Regions from separate parts of the Homo sapiens genome. Here all the other regions are linked to region 1. A link is a contact called in ENCODE Hi-C or POLR2A ChIA-PET data. All regions are on one chromosome and are shown on one strand. The core of a region is the stretch at or near the end of the contact, and the rest is flanking DNA. Distances in the headings are between cores, read along the strand shown. Region 1 holds the start of SC5D (sterol-C5-desaturase). Region 2 overlaps UBASH3B (ubiquitin associated and SH3 domain containing B). Region 3 holds the start of UBASH3B (ubiquitin associated and SH3 domain containing B).

What was found. A loop is a pair of places that touch in the nucleus more often than their neighbours do. ChIA-PET counts read pairs that join two places held with the same protein, here RNA polymerase II (POLR2A). Pooled maps may share reads with other maps.
Region 2: a loop to region 1 is called in a map of naive thymus-derived CD4-positive, alpha-beta T cell, with 4 times the contacts of the local background. The contact joins the enhancer-like site here to the promoter of SC5D in region 1. A Hi-C loop is called at or near these places in 1 of 168 maps with a recorded cell type or tissue (naive thymus-derived CD4-positive, alpha-beta T cell) and 8 of 50 pooled maps. POLR2A ChIA-PET finds 5 or more read pairs at or near these places in 1 of 52 experiments (activated CD4-positive, alpha-beta T cell).
Region 3: a loop to region 1 is called in a pooled map, with 3 times the contacts of the local background. The contact joins the promoter of UBASH3B here to the promoter of SC5D in region 1. A Hi-C loop is called at or near these places in 5 of 50 pooled maps.

Annotation. Positions count from the first base shown.
Region 1 is chr11:121,290,310-121,295,139 of GRCh38, forward strand. It overlaps SC5D (sterol-C5-desaturase), which reads left to right and starts at 2,462. Exons shown (of 5, transcript NM_006918.5): 1 at 2,462-2,507. RefSeq lists an enhancer at 2,204-2,253 and a silencer at 2,424-2,473.
Region 2 is chr11:122,744,129-122,748,958 of GRCh38, forward strand. The region is part of intron 1 of UBASH3B (ubiquitin associated and SH3 domain containing B); the gene reads left to right. Among named protein-coding and RNA genes, the nearest start is that of UBASH3B, 91 kb to the left of the region's middle. RefSeq lists an enhancer at 349-1,316. Within about 2 kb of position 2,188, at least 8 of the 41 ENCODE cell types and tissues checked have a DNase peak (open chromatin) inside an H3K27ac peak, as active enhancers do.
Region 3 is chr11:122,653,221-122,658,050 of GRCh38, forward strand. UBASH3B (ubiquitin associated and SH3 domain containing B) reads left to right here and starts at 2,502. Exons shown (of 14, transcript NM_032873.5): 1 at 2,502-2,990. The coding sequence starts at 2,830. RefSeq lists an enhancer at 2,407-2,908 and a silencer at 3,112-3,161.

The DNA of each region.
Region 1 (4,830 bases), core at 1,212-3,711:
TCAGGTCAAATGTAGCCCTCTCAGAGAAACTGACTGACCATGCTGTCTGAAGTTAACAGCTTCCGTTAATTTTGATTCTCTTACCCCATTTTCTTTTTCTTCATAGCACTGTCCGACATTGTATTATATATCTATTTATTTATTATCAGTTTTCTGTCTCCTTACTAGTGTGTAAGCTTCATTAGAGCAGACTTTGTTTTGATTATCAGTATATCTCCTGTGCATATGACAGTGCCTGACACTTATCACCATTACATAATGATTTATTGAGTAAATAAATTGAGTAATTTAATGATTAAATGGTTTGTTTCCATGTTCATGTTCCATCCAGACACATAGGCAGGTATTGTGGCTTATCTCTGAATTCCTTGGTACTGGCTGGTTGGTACCATAGACCCTTGCAAACAATGAATAAATAAATTACCCTGATCCATCAGTGTGCCTGGATAGAAAAGACATGTAGGAATGCTGCACCCCAGGATGTGCTATTAATACACTTATACACCACGGAATACTATGCAGCCATAAAAAAAAGAATGAGTTCATGTCTTTTGCAGGGACATGGATGAAGCCGGAAGCCATCATTCTCAGCAAAATAACACAGAACAAAAAACCAAACACCACATATTCTCATTGAGTATGTGGGAGTTGTTCAACTGTGGGAGTTGAACAATGAGAACACATGGACACAGGGAGGGAAACATCACACACCGGGGCCTGTCAGGGGGTGGAGGGCAAGGGGAGGGAGAACATTAGGACAAATAACTAATGCATGCAGGGCTTAAAACCTAGATGACGGGTTGGAAGGTGCAGCAAGCCACCATGGCACATGTATACCTATGTAACAAACCTGCACGTTCTGCACATGTATCCCAGAACTTAAATAATAATTAAAAAATACACTTAAATTTATTTTTAAACAAGATTGTTCTCTTGAGGTTAACTTATTACTACTTTGAGTTGTCAGGAGTGATTGCAAATTTCTTGGGAATCCCTAAGTCACCAAGAATAAAGACCACTTGTAATAGCTAAGGCATATTCAACAATAAAATTCTAGAGATTCAGGATATTTGATGTTTGCTTATAACATTTCACTTTTGAGCTTTTATTCGTTTAATAAATGTTTTATCATCTATGCTCAATAACATTTTAAAGTGTCCATTCAAATCATTTCATTGGGCAAAACAATGTTCCTTCCCTAATTTCCCTCATCAGAATAGCCATTTTGTCTCTGTGCTCAGCCTATACCACCAATTACTGTTTATTTCCTGTCCTTGTAATAAGCAACATAGTTATTTATACATGCCCATTTCTCCCACAGCACATAAGCTTTTTAAGGTTGGGAACCATGTCTTTGTCATTATTGTAACATCTCTTTCCATTCCCGGTGTTCAGTACGATGTGTTAAACGAAGTAGACACTCAAAACTTTTTAAAATTTATTTTTATTTATATAATGAGTCTTTTTTAAAAAAACCACCTACACTATTTTAAATTCATTTGAACTTTGTCCAGTATCCTATGTACATTTGAAGTTTAACTACCGGAAAAGTCTTTTGAAGGCAGATCGAATCATGTTATTTTTTTCCCTTAAAAATCCCTCATTTCTGTCATGTATTCCCCATATTATTTATGTAATAGGTAAAGTGGCCCAGTTTGCCACTTTGAAGTTGCTGAGCTGGTATCACAAGTCAGTCCCCTCTGTTTTAATCTCTGTTTAAGGAAAGTCACTCTGAAACGACAGATCTTTTGGTTCCTTATTTCTGCTTTCCTCCGTCCTCTTCTGCCTGTGAAGCCACCCTCCTCTGCTCAGCTCTGTTTCAGGAAATCGGAGCTGCTCGATTCATGTGTAGCAAATCAAAGCCAATTAGATCTGCGTTAACCTTGGTTTTCAACAACTTGTATCGTGAAAAGGTTTCTGTCCATGTTTACCCTCATCTTGTCACCATTTAGACCCCTACATACACCGGCTCGCGGAGCCTCCAGCCATTCAGCGCTAGAAAATCGGGGGGACTACGTCTTAAAACCTTGAGCACCTGTTTGGGAACATCTGCACCTCCTCCCTTGAGGGAGAAAACGACCCAGACATTCGCGTCAAAGGAAGTGTCGTCTATTTCCCTCAACGCAGGGCACCCGTTCTAGGAATGTTTGTATAAACACCGTAAACCTGCCTGGTACCACCATGAATGACACAAGAGCTAGTTTAAAAAGAAAGCAAAGAAACAAACGCAAAACCCGAAACCGCATCCTCCACCGCAAAGGTACTCGGATGGGGCGCCCGCCCTCCCCTTAGTCAGAGGACAAAGGGGGCGTGGCCGAGCGCGCGGCGCCCACGTGACCGCGGAGAGCTGCGCGCAGGCCCTTCGCGCGATCTGCCGTCATATCAGCTTATGGCGCCGGTCGCTGATTGGCTGGCCGCTCCAGCCTCCCGGCCCGCTTGCTGGCTGCCCAGCTGCTAGGACAGTTTGCAGAGCAGTGGCGTGCGGAGCGGCGGCGGACCACCTCCAGGTGGGGACGGTGGGTGGGCGGGGAAGGAAGCGGAATACACCTGAGCGGGCTGGGCCGGGGGGCGATGGAATAAAAGAAGATGGAGAGACTTCAGCGCCTGGGACTCGGGTGGGCGAGGCGGAAGGTGTCCTCGCAGCACGGCTTTTCTCCGCGCCGCGGTTGGTTAGCGAGTGCCCTCTGGGTGCTAGGCGTTGGGCGGATGGTAGGATCGCGGTAGCATACGGATCCGAGTCCTGCGCCGAGTGAGAGGAGAGGCTGGCAGGTAGCCTGGCATCCCGAAGACTGGCGGCGAGGGCTGGGCCGGGGGACCTCGGGGCCTGGAGGGCTGCGCCACCTGGGAGTCCGGGCGGAGGGGCCTTCCGCTCGCGCTGGGAGGGATCGCGGGGCCGATAGGGAGGCCTGGACTTGAAGGAGCCGACCGTGGACGGGCTTAAAGAAAATGCAGTGTTTGATGTTGGGTGTTGCAGATCTCTTACTCAAGGGAATTCTGGTCTGGCTGCTGAACACGAATGCTTTACTTTTCCCTTCGTTCTGGGAGGGTTTTTTTCTTTTAAAGGCCAGAAGAATCAGGCTGAAGAACTGGTCGGTATCAGAACTCCTGACCATTGCAAGCCTCTGTTGCTGCGGCGTAATTAGAATGAAGGGACAGCAATCTGGGGCTGAGGAGACTGAAAGGAAAAGGGAAATAATCTGTTCCTTTTGCATCATAAAAGGAAAAATAATGTATACTGACATCCCTGTGTTACAGCAGAGTAGATTTGGAGGTGGTGTAAGTGAAGAAAACAAGACCTCAGTACATAGAGTTTCCAAACTGGAAAGTTTGTGGCAGCTCGGTACTTTTAGAGGAAACCCTCTGGAAGTTATTTGTCTTTATATCACTATCATTTTTTAAAGTTTCTAATGATTGATACCTAGTAAATAATAACTGATCCTTGATCATTTACAGAGTGCTTTTCCATTCGTTATGTAATGTAATTAATTAGCATGGGGTGGTACTCAGAATCCCTCATCTGCATATAAAACATCTTGAGAGATAACATAACGTGGTAGCAAAGAGAAAGGTTGTGGAATGTACATCCCAGCTGGTTTTTTCTGTTATTGTTGCTTGCTACTGAACAAGTTATTTAAATACTCTGACCTCAGTTTCCCTATCTATAAAGTGGGGAGCATAGAAGTACCTATCTCATAGAGGTATAGGGATTAGATGAGGTTATACAAAAATAATACCTGGTTCTCAATAAATATTAGCTATCATTTTCTATACTTTTAAAGTAGGGCAAAAAGATAATGGTAGACTGAGTTGTTCTAAGCCTAATATTGTTATTATAACTGAGTTTTAAGAAGAAGTTTCTTTAATTCTGCAAGGACAAAGTATTTAAGTTTCTGTTTGAAGCAGTGGTACTTAATTTAGGGTCCTTGGGACCCCTAACTTCAGGGCTTATAACCCCTTAAAATTATATGAGCTTGTAGAGGCACTGAACATTTTTAAAAATTCAGGAGTTGACGACTTGAAGTAGTGGTGAAGAGGCTATAGAACTTGGCAGAAGTTCACGTACTTTGCAACTAGATTGTGTGTATTTGAATCCTAGCTCCAGCATTTATTTACTCTTATGACCCTATGCAAGTTACTTAAAATTTCTGTGCCCAGCTTCTTCATCTATAAAATAATACTAGTACCTACCTTTGAGGCTTCTTGAAAGGGAAAATTAGTTAATATATTTAAAATATTTATATTACCTAGTATATATTAAATATTACTATCAACTACTGTCAGTTATTTTTCAAACAAAAATCAAGTGGCACCTATTTTATCTTCTATTGAAGTAATTTTGACGCATTTTTGACGGCCTTAACAGTGATAATCATATAGATGCTATTTTATTGAGTACCTTTCTTGGGTCAAATGTCAAAAGTCTACTTAGTCTCTAAACCTCACAGCAATCAAACATGTTTGTGTTCTTTTTGGTTGCACGATACTATTCTAGGTATTGTATTGAAGTAGGGCCACATGGCACTGTGGGGAACATGTAGATTGGCTCATCAGCTGTTACCAACCTTTAGTGATATAGCAATATCCTTTTCAATTATTAAATGTTTATGTTATCTGATATTACGTAGTACCCTGTCCCTGCTACACCACCTCCCTTGGCAGTCTTCACCCCTATAACTTCAACTACTACCTGTATACTAACCAGGCTCGCTTTTGAACTTCACATTTATATTTACATGTGGCCTATTGCTTATATCTAAGATAGAAGATGAGCCACAGATAATTAGGTTTTAAGATCTACATTGAACCCGTTTTGAACCCCAGATATCTGAG
Region 2 (4,830 bases), core at 938-3,437, 1.5 Mb after region 1:
CACCAGCACCTCCCCTTCCCACGCAGGCTTCCTGTTTTGAAACCACCAATAGATGGAAAATGTGAGTACTGCCGCTTGAATGGCTCAGGCTGTGTGTGTGTCTGGGTGTGTGAGGTTCTGTGTGAGTTTGTGCTGTGTGAGCCTGTGTGCGCACATAAATGTGTATGTGCAAATGTGAATTTGAGTGTGATAGTGTAGGTGTGACTGTATGAGCATGTGTTTGTGCATGTGGGTGAGCGTGTGACTGTGAGTGGTTGAGTGAGTACATGGACACGTGTTGTGTGCATTTGAGCATGTGTATCGGTGTGTGGCTGTGTGAGTGCCTATATAAGTATATGATCATGTGTGTGTTACTGTGTGTGTTGCATGAGCATGTGTGCCTATCTATGAGCTCGTGTTGTGACTGTGATCATGTGATCATGTCTAAGAGTGCCTGTGTGGGTGTGTGACTGTGTGTGACTGTGTGTGAGGGTGTTTGTGTGCATGTGTTGTATGAGTGACCATGTGTGTGACAACGCAAGTGTATGATCAAATGTGTGTCACTGTGAGTGTGTGTTGTGGGTGTGATCACATGTGCAACTGTGTGTGACCTGATGTGAGTGTTTTGTGTGTGATTGTGTCAGTGTGTGAGTGATCACATGTGTGCTATATGAGTGATCATGTGTGTGACTGTGTGATCGTGTGTGATTATATATGTGTGTGGCCAGGGGAGAATGTGTGTTGAGTATGATCACATGTGTGACTCTGTGTGTGTGTGTGTGTGTGTGTGTGCGCGCGCGCGCGCACTTGGGCACGTGAGTGTGCCGCACAGCCCGGGGAAGGGCAGCTGAGGCAGAGGACTTTCCTTGCAGGGGACCAGCCTGGTCTGGGGTCTGGGGAGAGGGTGTTGAGGAGCGGTGGTCCTCCCAGGGAGCCCGTCTGCCTGAGTGGCAAAAGCAAGGAGCAGGGTAACACTGGCATCTGCAAGCACGTCCTGGAAGCTGCCTGAGGCCTTCCATCCACACTGAAAGACTCACCTCTCAGCTTGTATCTTTTTTTTCTCTCAAACTTTAAAACAAATAATTTCTTACCACTCCAAAAATGCATTCCTGAGAAACTGGATCACGTAACAAACAGATTAGACTGTCAGCCTTCCTAGCTGGATGGGCAGGCAGCACGTCTAGTCCATTTTCCTATTCCCAGTACTTAGCACAGTTCCTGGTAGCTGGCAGGGGTCAGTGCATTCATTCAGCAAGTATTTATGGGGTGCTTACCATGTGGCAACACAGATCATAACAAAGTCTCTGATCTCAGGGAGTGTACAGCACTGGGGAGCATGATCACAGTCCCATGAATACATAGGTACATGTGACAGGTGCTGAAAATCTTGGATGAAAGAATGGATTCCGTTTCCAGCTCTTTCCATAGCTTTGTAGAAGAGACTCCGGCTTTTTCTGGCTATTGGGAGAGGCAAGGCCATAATCAATATGCCTTTCTTCCTTTACAAAGATATTATTGACCCACAGGCTTTGAAAACAAAAATTTTCCCTTAGTGAGAAAATATAAATGGATAAGCTTCATCTCCCCTGCCATGCCCTCTCTCACTCCTGTGACCACCTTGTGACTTCTTGGGTCCCTTCCCCCATTGCACCCGCTGTTCCGTCACTCTTGTCTGGGTAGCAAAATCCCACTTATCTATCAAGGCCCAGCTCAAATCCTGTCCCTTCTGGGGCAGAGGTCATCTCCCGATAGGTGACCCACCTGCATGCTTTAAATGACTGGGGGAGCACGTATATCACAGCATTACGATTATTTGCTCTGTGTTTGTTTTCTGTCTCAGCTGAGCTCCTTGAGGCCAGAGACTTTGTTTTGTCTATCACTGAAGTTCCCAGAGCCTGGCACGGGACCTCGTCCTTCTTAGATGTTCAACATGTGTGGGATGGATGAACGGATGGGTGGGTGGGCAGACGGATAATTAGATGAAGGCTCCGTGCCCGCCCTTGTGTCATGAAAGATATACACTACAAAGATGGCAACCTAGGACTGAGCTAAGGCCCAGGGACCATGCAAAGGATAGTGTTTCAACAGTGGCTGGCATTGAGTAGGGCAGCTTTTACGTTTTTATAAATAACCTGAAAAAGGAAGTTCAGACTGAAACTCACACGTCTATGGGTGACACAGAGCTCTTTCGGTAGGGAGGTTCCATGCCAAAAGGGTAGAGGAGGGGAGGATCCCCTAAGATATGAGTGGGCGGACAAGTGGAAGGTTGCTTCAGCGTGAACAAACTCAAACCACTGTATTGACGCGGAAGTTATCTGAGGTATAAGATGGTGCCTCCGGGTGATTAAGTTTGACAAGAAAGCGTCACTTCATTCAATCAATAAATTAAACACCTACTATGTGCTGGGCTTTGTGCTCAGGCCTTTACCTCCTACCCTTGAAGATCTCAGAGTCTAATGGAGAAGAATGCTTCCAATGTAGTGGGAAAAATAGACATAGAAGGAAATAATTAGAGATAAGACTGGAAGGGCTAATAGAAGAATGGTAGAGAGTGCTATGAGACTTCCGAAGAGAGCTGCTCTGCTATCTGTGGTGGGGAAGTCGGGAGGATTTATTCATTCTGTACTTATTTCATGAATAGTTCAGGGCATTTACCGTGTGCTCAGTTTTGAAGGCACCAAGTTAAACAGATATGGAGTCTTATCTCCAAAGAGCTTACAGTCCACTGGGAGTGATGGATAGGTAAAGTGTGGGAGGGGCCGTGAGGGGGGATTTGTGATTCAGAAAGGATTTCGCTGAATGGTGAAATCTTGACCTAAAGTCATCCTTTAAATTCATTAGGCAGAAAAGGGGGAATGTGGACAATCCCAGCAGAAAAAGCAAAGTGGGCAAAGGTTCAACAGAGAGAACACCAGGGTGTGTTTTGGAAACTGCCGAGGCTCCTGGCTGAAGCAGAGGCTGCGGGGTGGGGGTGGTCACCGGAGAGGCAGCTGGGCTGACAGGGGCCAGCACAGGCATGGCCAAGGATATGGGGAACCTCTGCAGGATTTTAAGCAGGACAGTGATGTGATCTAGATTAATGGTTAAGAAAGATTATTCTAGTCTTGGTGGAGGGTGGACTATAAATTGGAGAATGAAAGGGAGAGTGAAACCAGCAGCCAATAGGACCCCTAAAATCGTCTTAGCAAGAGCTTATGCACTGAGAACAGAATGAGTTAATAGACCCAGAACCAGTGGAGTGGAATTGTCCTGATGACACCAGCCAAGGAGTTTGGGGAAATGTTATTCTCTCACTGTGCATGTAAGGCACCCTGTGGGGACAGTGCTGAGCTTAGGACCTAGAGGCAGCATCAGATAGGAGGGGAGAAAAATACACCAGAGTCCTGGGGAGTGTGGGCTGGGCCATGGCTCTGTGTCCTTAGAGAGTTATGAGACTTGACTGAGCCCCCGTTGGGACTGCTGTGAGAAAGAAGCGGGATAACATATTATAAACAATAGCATCTGCAGCTGGAGTGATGTTGGGTGGTTTGGGTTCCTGTACGTTTGGAGACAGAGTCAAAGCTGGGGAACGTCTTTAAGCTTCTGAAAGCTTTCTTTATAGAGACGCAATGAAAATATTAGAGCTGTTCTATCTGGAAAGTACAAAGGGAGGATGCCAAAGTTTAAGTAAGCTTCATAGCACAGGCATGGAGAGGAACTCAAACTGCCTGGTTTCAAATCCTGCCTTTGTGACCTAAGATCCATATATTCCCTTGAGTGAGCTATTTAACCTTTCAAAGCCTCTGTTCCCTCATTTGTGTAACAGGGATAATAATGAGCTGACTGTTGTGAGGGTTAAATGATACAATGCAGGTAAAGAGCATAGTACATACACCACGTTACACATGATAAGCTTGTAAGTAGCAGCAGCTATGAAATCATTAACTGGGACAAAAGTCTGCACACTCAGTCCCCCAATCCTGCAAAAGGAGGATCCTGCAAAAGGAGAGCAAGAATACCTCCCTTGTGTTGGAAGAAACACATTGTGGCAAATAAGAAAAGGTGGAGCGACTTCACATAGTGGTTTAAAACTGACAAAATCCATCATTCCAAACAAATCGGTGTGGACAACTTCAGACCGTCATTCTGCCTTTCAGCTGTAGGTGGGAGTTGAGTAGCAGCTGCCATCTTTCTTTCATTGTTTTAACTTTTTGGAAATTATCAACATTCACAAAAGCAGAGAGGATAGTGTAATGAACCCCCATGTATCTTCATCCAGATTCAGTAACGATCAACATACCTCCAGTCTGGTTTCATCCCAGCTGCCCCTATAGACGGGCACGCGCCATCCCAGCTCCCTGTGCACTCGGAGAATTCTCTTCCTTACTTGCTTTTCCCTCAGTGGAAATGGAAAACAGCCTGTTGTTAATGTCATTTAATCTCAGTTTAGCTTCCTTTAGGTTGGGCTAAATAATTTACGTTTATGCAATTTATTACTACAAAGCATTTCTTGACATTTTCATCTTCTCCTTGATTCTTTGAATACCTCCATTTCCTCCCGTCCACAGAAGATTGTGAACCCAGAACAAGACACAAGAGCTCTGTGAGTGTCCATCCAAGGGTCGCAGTGACGTGAGGCTAAATGCAAGGCCTGCTGCCCACCCAACTCTAAGCGCCTACCAACCCCAAACTGTGTCACAGTCCCTGGGTCTCTTGCACACGCTTGTGCTTAATACTGATTTGCCACTTAACAAGTCCCTTGGATGTCAGCAAAAGAGTGAGTACACGGAAGGAAAGAGAGCCCTTGTTTTTTCTTTCTTTTTTTTAAATTAATTTTTATTTTTTAAAGAACACATCACCTCTGCCAGAACC
Region 3 (4,830 bases), core at 1,252-3,751, 1.4 Mb after region 1:
TCCTAGCTTTTCAACGTCAACACAATTAAAGCACAATGCATCTGAATTGCCAGCCCCCCAACCCAGTGCAGAACAAATGGCAGGAGTCCTAAATAAAACAGGGGTTTGCACTGAGCTGAAGACAAGTGAGGAAGCCAAGCTGGGATTTCTGTAAAAGTGTCCCAGACAAAAACAGTTTGCATCTCAGGTGCCTAGTTTTTCATAGTGCTTTTTCCAGTCTACCTAAAACTATTTTTATATGCATCATTTCCTTTATCTTACAGTTTGCCTAAAGGCAGGGAGAAAGACAATTAATTCAATTTTTCTGGAGAAACAGAGATCCAGCAATTCTATGTCAAGGGGCATAGATGGAGTCAAAAAACTATCTTAAAGGCTGGTGTCCTTTTATCATCATAACAATGGTCGTTAACTAGTTGTTTGGCCAAATGTTAAGAGTTCAAATCTTGGCTCTGCCATTTACTAGCCATGTGACCTTGGACAAGATACTTGACCTCTGGCTCAGCACCTTCATTTGTAAAGTAGTTCCTAGTTCATAGTCTTGTCAAGGAATTGTTTGAGTCACATATGTAAGAAGCAAAGAACAACACCAGCATATAGTAAGTACTCAATAAATTTGAGTTATCATTTATGTAGCGCTTTATGGTTTACAAAGCGCTTTCACATACATTATTATCTCTTGACTAAGATCCAGATCATTTGACTTTCAGCCCAGGCATTTGGAAACAATTCAGAATACTGGATAAAATCCAGCATGTTTTACCGAACACATCCAAGGAGGCTAATACTAGGTATGGTGTTGCCAGCCCAGTCTTGTCTTTTTGCTCCATGTCCTGGAAGAGCATTCTGCAAGGTCTCCAGGATATCCCCTTTGCTCTGGAAGCAGCTACTACCCAGGAAGCATTAATTTTCCCTCATCCTTTGTACAGCAGGAGGCAGAATTAATACACATTGTTGCTTAAGCTCCAGCTGTCTTATCTCCCTGCTTCCAAACACCACTGGCTATTCTTTAGGAAACCAATTCCGGGCTCAGGGAGTTACACTGTATCATTTCCCCTGGTAAAACCTTCACAGGCCTTATAAAGCAACCTCAAAAAGCCACTCCATGGGTGCTGGTCACCATCCCTCCCCCATATTCCAACCAGGGACAGGCCCGGACTGACATTTCTGGAAAACCCAGTGTGTGCAAGGTTAGGTTACCACGGTCCATACCAATGAGGAAATTAGGCTGTAGAGAGAAGTAACTTGTCTAAGGCACCGCAGTGGATACGAGTGCTGTAGCTACGCACTTACCAGCTCTATGATCTTCCCCAACCTCTCTGAGCTGAGTTTTCTCATCTGTAAAACTGGGATAATGATTAAACACACTCCTAGGGTCAGTATAAAACTTCAGTGAGTTCATTCATTACGATTAGCACAATGACTGGCACATACAAGAGCCCAATAAATGTTAGGTTTTATTATTATTATTACCCAAAAAAGACTATCAGTTAGGGTGTACTCATTGCCTCTTTCATTATAGCAAGTGGGACCCTTGTCCCTGACTGAAGACAATGACTTTGTTTCCAAACGAAAGAGGGTTAGCATCCCCCAGCCAAATTCACCAGGTGGGGCATGGGGCATCAATATGGTTGTGGCTTCCACCATCTTTGCAGTGGGAGTAGTTTTGTCCAGCCTATGATACAATTCACTTATTATTGTGCAGTGGTGATTCGGTCCGTCTTTGAATCCTTTTATTGACAGGATATCCACTCCCTAATGAAATAAGCCCGTTCCCTTTTGAACACCTCTTATAATTAGGAAGTATGTTTTCTCTGTTCCTTCTTCCTCTACCCTCCTAGCCCTTCCTTCTTCTCCTCCTCCTTCCTCCTTTCTTTTTCCCTTCCCTCTTCTTTCTGCCCTGTCCCTCTTTTCTTGTCCCCTCCCAGGTCCTGCCACCTCTGAGAACCTGAGGTCCTTCTCCCCAACCCCTCTGCCCCACCGGGAAGGCACTATTCAGTCACTGACCATAACCTTGTAGAGCGCAGTAGGTCTTTAGTGCAGCCACTTGGCCGGCTGATTGGGAACTCAACTTCCGATGGTCCTAACAACCCTTTGGGTTTTGCAGGATCTTTGAGAAGCAAAACCTTTTACCTAGGCCTTACGGCTTGGCCTTCTGGTCCATTAGTATCATCCACCAGTTCACCCAATTTCCATTAATAACCGCATCTAGAATCACATGAAACTTGAGATGGGTTGATCTCCTGTCTTGAGGCCCAGCTGGGCGGGTATGCCAGCCAAGGAGAGGGCTGGGGCGCCGGGGGTGACTCTCGGGAGGTGAAGCACACAAGCAGCCCATAAGGTTGGGATCCTCCGTCTCCAAGTAGCGCGACTACAGCTCTTGCCCGCACGGAGCAGCCTCGGACAGCGCGGCCGCTTTAAGAGAGGGGCGGGGCCCGGGTACAGGCAAGTCAGGGCCAGCCCACAAGGCTCCTTTTCCTTTTTGATCCATTCAAAAATTACTCATTGCAAATTCCCGGACTGCTAGGCGAGGAGAGGGAAGGGGGCGGAGGAGACAGGGCTACTGCAGGCGCAGAGCTGGGGGCAGCCGGGGGCCCGAGTGGCTGAGGCTGGTCCCGCAGCGGCCGCTTGCCGGCGTTCTGGCTCCTGTGGCCTCACCAGGAAGCGTCAGAGTCCCGACACTGGGGAAGCTCGGAGCGCCGCCTCCGCTGCCGCCGCCTCCTGCCTGGCTCTGGGTCCCCGAGCCCCCTCCCCTGGCCCAGCCCGACTCCCTCCTCCTTCCCGAACCATCCGGCTCGGGCTCCTTCCCTGGCGATGGCTGGCCGCTGAGCCATGGCTCAGTACGGCCACCCCAGTCCGCTCGGCATGGCTGCGAGAGAGGAGCTGTACAGCAAAGTCACCCCCCGGAGGAACCGCCAACAGCGCCCCGGCACCATCAAGCATGGATCGGCGCTGGACGTGCTCCTCTCCATGGGGTTCCCCAGAGCCCGCGCGTAAGTGGCCGGGCTCGCAGCCCTCGGCGACCCCTCCCGCGCGCGCGGCCGGCCCTCGGCTTCGCTCCGGCTCGCCTCCCAGCGCCTGCGGGACAGGCAGCGCGCTCCCCGCTGCCCGAGACCTGTTGGGGGCGGGATGGGCGCGCTGGCAACCCGGGACTCGGCTCCGGGCGGGGGTGCGGGGGAAGACGCGGCGCGGGGGCGTTGGGCCAGGGCTCGCCGTGGGATGCCTAAAGCTGGGGGACGAGGGCGCGGGGTTCGAGTCCCGGGTATAGTGCTCAGCCTCCGCCCCAGCCGGGTGGAGCTCAGCGTTTCTCTCGCGCGCTCCCCTAGGTCTCCAGCGCCGAGCGCCTAGGGAGGCGGGGCCCTGCGGAGGACTCGGGCACCCTCTCCGTCTGGAATACTGGGCTGGTCTGGGATCCTCCGGTGTCTGGGAAAGGGCGGGAGACTGCGGGGCAGGGAGGCCGGCGCCCCCGTTGCAGCGGCTTCCAGCTCCGGATGTCGCTCTCGGGTTCGGTCTCCCCCTGGAGTAGGAGGAGCGGGAGCGTGGGTGTTCCTGCGTGTTCATTGATGGGGAGGATGGAATCAGAAGGAGAAGCGATCCCTCCAGGGGACCTGGGTTCTCGTCAGTGGTGACGGCAGCTCAGAAATCTGTGGGTGCCTGAGAGTAAGGAGGGGGAGCTGTTCTTCATCCTTCCTCTAGGAGAGTGGGGTAGGGGAGGGCAGGGAGAGCGCAGGTGGCTGCCCCTGGAGCCTGCTGGGGAGAGGCCTGTTTGCCAGCATAGGGTGGCGGCGGCCGGAGTCGTCTCAGGCCGGTCGGCTCAAGTCTCAGGGGCTGGAACTCTGCCTAAGAGGAAGCCAAGGCCCAGCGGCCAGGCCCTTCTCCCCTGGTTAATCCCTGCCGTGCAGATTTCTTAGGTGGGGACACAAGGCCTGGCGTCCGGACTGGGCGCAGCTTCTTTTCATCTTTGAATTACAGCACCTGAACAGGAGAGTTGGCCAAACTTAATCAGTGAGGGCCAAGTAAATGAAAGTCCTTTTTATTTTTTTCCCTTCTCACATTTTTTTTTCAGGTGATAACTTTATTTATGTATTTATTTTTCTGAGACGGAGTCTCGCTGTGTCGCCAGGCTAGAGTGCAGTGGCGCAATCTCTGTAACTTCCGCCTCCCAGGTTCAAGCGATTCTCCCACCTTAGCCTCCTGAGTAGCTGGGACCATAGACATGCGCCACCACACCGGGCTAATTTTTATATTTTTAGAAGAGATGGGGTTCTGCCATGTTGGCCAGGCTGGTCTCGAACTCCTGACCTCAGGTGATCCACCCACCTCGGTCTCCCAAAGTGCTGGGATTACAGGCAATAACTTTATGTCTCCCCTCCCTTATCTCTGGGCAAACCTTGTTTATTCTCTACTAACTTGGTTGTAATCTGTTAATCAAAGTAGACCCTTGAATTTGTTATTCTCCAGGCTGCTGGGACACGTTGGAGTGGCCTTAGAAGGCTGCAAAATGGACTGATGGTTTCTGCCTTCCACTGACGTCCCAATACGACTTCCTAATACTAGGGCTCCAGTTCCTGATACCAGAATTACAGGGAGAAAATGTGGGTTCTGCAGGGGTGTGTCAGGTGTGGACGCTTCAGGTGAAGTCGTCGGTGTGGATGATCAATGTGCACAGCTCTCCTTAAAAACTGGAGGTGGGGCTGGGTGTAACCCCAGCAGTTTGGGAGGCTGAGGCAGCCGGATCACTTGAGATCAGAAGTTTGAGACCAGCCTGGCCAACATGGTGAAACCCTGTCTTTACTAAAAATACAAAAATTAGCTGGGTGGGGTGGTGCATGC